Regions from separate parts of the Homo sapiens genome. Here region 2 is linked to region 1. A link is a contact called in ENCODE Hi-C data. All regions are on one chromosome and are shown on one strand. Each heading gives the region's core, a stretch centred on a gene start or an enhancer-like site at or near the end of the contact. The rest is flanking DNA. Distances are from core to core; before and after follow the strand shown. Region 1 holds the start of PPP2R2B-AS2 (PPP2R2B antisense RNA 2). Region 2 holds the start of PPP2R2B (protein phosphatase 2 regulatory subunit Bbeta).

What was found. Hi-C counts contacts between places; a loop is a spot of excess contacts on that map. Pooled maps may share reads with other maps.
Region 2: a loop to region 1 is called in a pooled map, with 2.3 times the contacts of the local background. The contact joins the promoter of PPP2R2B here to the promoter of PPP2R2B-AS2 in region 1. A Hi-C loop is called at or near these places in 5 of 50 pooled maps.

The regions. Positions count from the first base shown.
Region 1 is chr5:146,561,209-146,564,889 of GRCh38, reverse strand. PPP2R2B-AS2 (PPP2R2B antisense RNA 2) reads right to left here and starts at 1,664. Exons shown (of 6, transcript NR_188288.1): 1 at 1,419-1,664.
Region 2 is chr5:146,876,601-146,880,221 of GRCh38, reverse strand. PPP2R2B (protein phosphatase 2 regulatory subunit Bbeta) reads left to right here and starts at 1,465. Exons shown (of 10, transcript NM_181675.4): 1 at 1,465-1,631; 2 at 2,027-2,220. The coding sequence starts at 2,151.

The DNA of each region.
Region 1 (3,681 bases), core at 415-2,914:
AGGTGAGGCAGAGAAGACAGCCTCATACTTATAATCAATACCATTTATTAAGGGGTTAACTCTGTGCCAGGCACTGCTAAGTATTTTAAATACCCTCACAACAAACCTATGAGATGACGTTATCATCCCCATTTTTTAGATGGACAAATAAGTTCCAAGAGGTTTCTAACTTGCCCAAGATAAGAGCTGGGGAGACATGAAGGCAGAGCATGAATCCAAATGCATCTTACTACAAAGCTTATACCCTTAACCACCTATAAAGAATAACAAAACAATAAGGTGAGTCTTTCTTTTGGTCACCCAGAAGAGTCTGACTCAGACATTGTTGCTTCCTGGCACAAAGGACAATGAAATCCTTTCAAATACATGTGCTCTTCTGAAAATCAAATGCAAGGGCCTCCTGCTCAGTGAGGCCAGCCTGTATTTCTTAGTAGAAACAGAGTAGCCAACTGCTCAGGGCACATAAAAGCTATTTTAGGAGAAACCATCTCAGAATGGAAAAAGAAAGAAGGTTGAATCTTATGACATGATTTCCCCAAACACTGGTGGGGAATTGTTGTAAAATGTCTCATAAAATCCCATCATATGTACAAATGGCATGGACTTAAACAAGCTGAACAACGATTGAGTGAGTCATTGAACATTTGGGCTGGATTTCCAACAGCCAGGAGAGCCCCAGGCACAGTTCTTTGTTTACAGGTGCTAAACAATCCATCACAACCCCTCCTTTTAAGCTCTGTCCTCCCTCTCCCTAGGCCTACCTCTCTTGTCCTCCCTCTCATTCCCTTGATAGGTTAGTCTATGTGTTTTCTAATAACAGTTTCAGGTGACCGAAGTCATCTATCTTTCTGGACCTTATTTATAGGTAGGCAGATTCTAAATTTAGGCCTCTATAAGCAGCTCCAGGCAGACTGCTTGACATCCAAGCAATGAACAAAGATGAATGCAAGAGCACTGGGTGACTTAAGGTGTGCAGTAGATTTATGGAATGGTGGCTGTAGTCCAATTAAAAGAAATAAAACTTCCATTCTAATGCTACTACCCTAGAATTCACAAAATCTAAAATAACTGTTATTGACTTTACCTATACGTTGTCTATGAAATAAAAGTATCCTAGATCAATTAACATTTTCAAGTACTTTAGTAAAACTAACTCCCTGAAATTACATACATTCATCAAAGAGTTATATTTAGCCAGGTTTCACTAATAATAATATTAAGTGCCCAATAAACATCAGCATGTATCAGATCTCATCAGACTAAGTTTTACCACAAGCCTGTGGCATAGATACCATTATAACCACTTTAAAAAAAAAAAGGGAAGAAAACTGAGCCTTGGCGATTAAGTTTGCTGTCCAAGGGTACAAAAACCAGGCAGACACATGATTCAAATCTGAATTCAGAACCATCAAGCATACCTCAAAGACTGGAGCACCAGGCAAGGAAGCCGCAGAAGAAGTTGCTATGAAGGGGAGAGCATTCAATCAATGAGATGTCTTCAGAGTTCTCTTACATTAGATAAGGTCTCTATATTGGGTAGAACTCTACAAATGGTTTGATATTCTCTTAAATTCCCCCATACATACACACACTTCATTCAATATCCCCTAATGTCTAAGAATGTGGGCTTTAGAGTTGGATGGTCCCAGCTTCTGCCACTTTACAGGCTGTGTGGCCTTTAGCAAATTATTTAACCTCTCTAAGACTCATTGCCCTCATCATCTATCAAATGGCAATAACAATTGAACCTGACTCCTAGAATTGTTGTGAAGATTAAACGAAACAGTATACATAAAGAACTTAGAACATGGTAAGAATTCAATAAATCATAGTTATTCAAATGGCTGGCTTCTCTGATTCTTATCACCAGCTGAGTATGGCAAAATATCAGGACCTACTATGTAGTGTTTCATTTTGACAGGTGCAAGATTCCTTTATTCAAGTCAATAAAAACAACAGTAAGAGCAACAGCAGCAACACCAGCTAGTTTACTTTTTATTGAGCATATATCTGCCAGGTCCTGTAAGACATCTCTTAAAATCTTCCTAAGAAGTCTGTTTCCCATTTTACAAATATAGAAAGTTAGCCTGAAAGATGTTAAGCAGCTTGCACAGCTCATGCAACCAAAGAGGGCAGAATCAAGATCCTGAGCCTAGAGCTCCTAACCAGCATGCCTCACATAACCAGGATGCTACGCGTAACCAGCACACTACACGTAACCAGCATGCCACACATAACCAGCATGCTACACATAACCAGCATGCTACACGTAACCAGCATGCTACACATAACCAACATGTTATTCAATGAAACACTAGTCCCATGAGAGAATCTTCAGGGCAAAGGGGAAGGGGAAGCTCTGTGGTCATAGGAATAGGAGAATGCCCTTGCCAGGAGCATCACAATGGACACTAGCATAATAATGGCTCCAAGAAGTCTTTCCATATTCCCTATAGGGACTAGCACAGGTTTGAGCACTCAGTAGGCTACCAATAAAAAGCTCTAAATAATGCCATCCCTGCTCAAAAATATTCAGCCCACAAAACAGAGAACATAAGAAGAGAAAGCCCAGAGCATAGAAAAGATGAGAGGCTCATGGAGAGACATAGCTAATGAGAAAATCCTCAAGGCAGAAAAAGGCTGATATATTATGTGAGCCGAAATTGCCAAATTTTTCTAGATTTGAGGGTAGCCAAAACCTAAAACCCATAAAACACCTAGGAGCCATCCTCAGTTTCCCTCACTCCATTCTTGCCCACACTGAATCCATGGGCGGATTCTCTCTGTACACATAAGACCTGGCCACCAAATTCCAGAGCCTCCAGAAAAACTCGTGACCCCATCTATTTATTGCCATCATGCCACTGATAACTACACTGGTCCAAGCCACCGTCATCTCTCACCTTAACCACTGCAGAAGCCTCCAACTGCCCTTCCCGCTCCCATTCCTCCCCACAACTACAACCTAGTCCACACACAGCAACTAGAGTGACCTTCCCACCACCACCATAAACCAAAATATGTCAAGCATCCACATAAAATCCTCCAGCTGTACTTAGAATACAATCCAAATTTCTTATTATGAACTCTTAGCTCTGGACTGCACACTTCTCTAATCATCTCACACCACGCTTTCCTGCCACACTCTCTCCTTTCATGTTTGTTGAATGACCCGGTCTCTTTATCCTACCACGCTTGAACTCACAGCTCCCTTGCCTGGAACACTCTTTCCCCAGATCTTCACGTGACTGGCTCTTTCTTTACCTTCACTGTCATATCCTCGGAAGGGCCCTCCCTGACCACCCATCCTACCCATCTTCCATGGCATCATCACCCTCACAGCACCCACCGGTACCTGAAATGTCCCGTGTGCCTGCGTTTCATCATTCCCACTGGAATGCAGGCTTCACGAGAGCAGGGGCTTCCCTCTGGTTCACAACTGCTCCTCCATAGCACATAGTAGGAGTTCAAGGAGTATCTACTGAGTGAATAGATGGTTAGATGGTTCCTGGGTTAGTGCTTCTTTGAGCAAATGGAGTAAAGGGGTCACATCTAGTGGGAGGAAGGGAGACAGGGAGGCGGAGCAGTATCTGCCAGACCAGGCCTCCAGGAGAACCATCTACAGCACAGAGCCCTCCAGAGACACACACCCCTCACCCAGGAATCCTCAGAAACTCTGAA
Region 2 (3,621 bases), core at 216-2,715, 320 kb before region 1:
CACACACACACACACACACACACACACACACACACACACACAAAATAACTATGTCAAGGAACATTTCTGCTCTTTTCTCCCAGGGATATGCAGTCAATTTCTGGAGATGAGGAAGATGTCATTTTCTATCTACCAGAAGTATCCATACTGCATGGAAATCTAATGACAATTCCCAACCTCAGTTAAGGACTTGTTTTTCCATTTTTCTGAACTTCAAATACTTTCTAAATTGTGTTAGCCGAAGCATTGTATGTATATAATTAACTCATAGGTCCCTCTGGGCCCATCTAGCTAAACTTGTGGAGCTTAACTGAGCAAAACATTTGCTGATGTCTCTCCCTACAGTGGTACCCATTGAAATGAATACCTTCTACAAGATGAAACCTAGGAAATGTCGTTTCCAATTGGCTTTCTACTGATTGGGGTTGATGTCTTTTCCAAATTGGCTTTCTAGTGATTTGGGTTGCTTCATTAAATGTTTTTGGTTGTTTCATAACAATAGTAATCTCATTTTCTTTCAAAAGTAGAGTTTGAAATTTGGGAAAACATGGGTGGGGAGGGAATTCTACATTTTCTTCCTAGTTGAAGTAGGAAGACAGGTCTCTTTTCTGTATTAATTGGACTCCTGAAATTCCCCCAGGGTAGCAGTGGCTCTCTGTGGGCACAGGGCTCTTATGCTTATGTTTCTGTGCTTCAATGTACCTTCCATGCTGACAGCAAATAGAAGGTGTTCCTGCACAAGCAAAACCTAACGGAGAGGCTGCAATAATTTGTCCAAAACGAAGTGCAAACTGCAAGGGAGAGTGGACTTTTTCAGACTGATCCTGTTTACTAGTCTGGTGCTTTCCTCCACCTGTGTAGACACAGATGCTTTATTGAACACCAGCCTCCTACAGTTAGAAGGTATTTTGACTCTTAGGAATGGGGGAACCAGTTGCAAAGTTCTGGCCCCTGATCCCCCTCCTATTCCTACTAGAGGGCTTAAGATAGGCTCTGAGCGGCACTTCCCACTTTCTCCTCTTTTTCTGAAGCTTCGAGCCCCAAACCTCGCCCTTTAAATTCACCAAGGGACCACATGCATCATATAAGGGTGAGGAAAAGGGACCTGGATGTAGACTTCCTGACTATCCAAAGGAACCTACTTCTCTTTGCTGTTCTCAAGTTCAGGCGTCCGGAGAAAGGCAGGGAGCTAGGGGCTCTGGGTGCTAGCGTAGACGTGGCCCTTAGCTGAGTGGCGCGAGAGGGGAGGAGGTTGGAAGAGCGCGTCTATGCGTTCCACCTGAACCTGCAAGCTAGTCGCTTGCTGCCCAGGTGCCGATTCGCGGCTGCATGCGCCCCACTGCAGCAAAGAGCAGCCGCAGCCTCTGCCTCGGCCACCACTGCTGCTGGGAAAGAGTCGTGGGGCTGCTGACGCGGTTGGGAGGAGCCTCGCCTTTAATGCACCAGCCGCCTCCAGCCTCCTGCAGCAGCAGCAGCAGCAGCAGCAGCAGCAGCTGCGAGTGCGCGCGTGTGGGTGTGAGGGTGAGTGCGCTGGCGCCGGCTGCAGCGCCCTGCCCAGCTCCCCGCCAGCTTCCCTACCCCCGCCTGCCGGAGCCGCCCTCCCGTGGGACCAGCACCCTCATTCCGGCCAGGCAAGCCTGAATCCTGTCCCTGCCATCTCGCCACTGCAGCTCGGGTCCAGAAAGGCACCATTTTGTCGCGGCTGCCCGCTCTCCCAGGGGGAGGAGGGATCTTTTTTGCATTTTGGAGCGGCTGCCAAGGAGGGGAACCTGTTGGGCATCTCCCCAGACCCGCTTGTGAGCGCCTCCGGGGCGGGCGGGCGGGACCAGACCCCTCGGGGCACGGCGTATCTTGGCACCCGGAGGCAGCGGAGGCAGGCGCAGCATCCTCGCTGGGAACTGGAGCTGGAGTGAGCGCACCGCGCGGGAGGAGCCGCCGCAGCCTCGCAGAACCCGAGTGGAGGAGGTGACAGCTCCATTGCCGGGTTTTTATTTTTTTTCTCTCCGCCTCCCCGTCTCCTCCTCAGGCTCGGACCATGGTGCAGTCCCACTGGCTCCCCTGCCCCCCTCTCCTGTGAGACTGGCTGCGGGGAGGGATCATGGATACTTGTCTGCCGGCTTCTGGTTCCCACGCAAGTAAGCCTGCTGTCAATGGAGGAGGACATTGATACCCGCAAAATCAACAACAGTTTCCTGCGCGACCACAGCTATGCGACCGAAGGTAACGCCAGCCCCGCCGCATTCCGCCGTTGGGGCCGGGCGCAAGTTGCGGATCACTGTGCTTCCTGGGCAGCTGGGCGCGTAGTGGCGGAGACTCCTCCGGGCCCTAGGGCTGGGGCGGGGGCTCGGCTGGCCCCGGCAGCCCCAGTGCACCTCGCATCCATCCGGGCTCCGCGAGGCGAGCTCGGCGTTCAGCAGCAGGTGGACCCGGCGCCCACGGGAGTTAAAATGGCCCTCAGGGATTAGGCTTTTTCAGGGTGGGGCTCTCGCCCAGAAAGATGACCCCAGGAAGGCAGATGACCCCTTCCCCGAGATGTTCGCAGGGGTCTTGGGGGGAGATAAGAAGGGAGGGGCCCAGTAGGACCTTGGTCCCCCCTCCCTGAGCGAAACGATGTTATGTCTCTCAGTGGCTGCAGGGAGGGCAAGGTTTCATTTCCTGCCCATTCATCTCCCCGGCCGGCCAGGTTACCTGCTTAGACAATCAAAACCCCAAAAAGCCCTTTGCAGACGGGCGAACCTCTTTCCTTTTGGAAGTGCATTAGCAAAAATAAAAAGGTGGCTGGGGAAATAGTGCTCTGGCGGGCAGCGAATGAGGCTGACACGTGGGGTGAGCAACGCGATCGGTGGGGCCTTTAAAAATCACCATTATGAATTCTGCAGCAGTAGTTTCTGCTGAATCAACAGCCAGCAGAAAGCAAAAGGGTTCAGCAAGCTGAGCTTTGCCAAGAGGTGAAATTGTCGTCTCTCCCTCTCTCCCAGCTTGTTCTGACATAAGCACTAGTGCTGTGCGGGCAGGAAGGGAAAGTCAGCAGGTGGAATCTCATTCTGCCTTTTGTGTGTGAATAGAGAGTAGAGGCATTTTTTTCCCCCAGTGCCAAAACTTTTGCATTTTTGCTTTCATTTTCTACCTGTAGGCCTTTTATCCTTAGCCACTCATACAAAGTGTTGCATTATCACATTGTAATATCCATGCGAGAAAATGTATGTGGAAATGCTTTAGGACAATGTTGCAAGGTGTATTAATTTAAAATTATTATTCTTGGATGCTAACATTTCTGTAATATTTAATCAAATCAAAAGACTGCTAGAGAAATGTGATGGGGGGAGTAAAAGAGTTCAAGCTCTGAAAGAAATAAAAAGACACACACACATCTGGGGGTAAAGGTGGCATCTTCTATAAACATCCCTGGAAGTTCTAGACAGAAAGAATGTCCAGTGCTATTGAAAGTATATTCTCCATTTGTCATCATTTTTGGAGAGCATCAAGCCCAGTATGCCCATGGTGCTAGACAGATAAAGCAGAGTTGTAAGCTCTGGCTTCCAGGAGCTTAGAGATGGCTTTTAAGATGTGCAGCCCATCCCTCCCCTATACAGAGCACCATACTTACCGATTCTTTTTCTG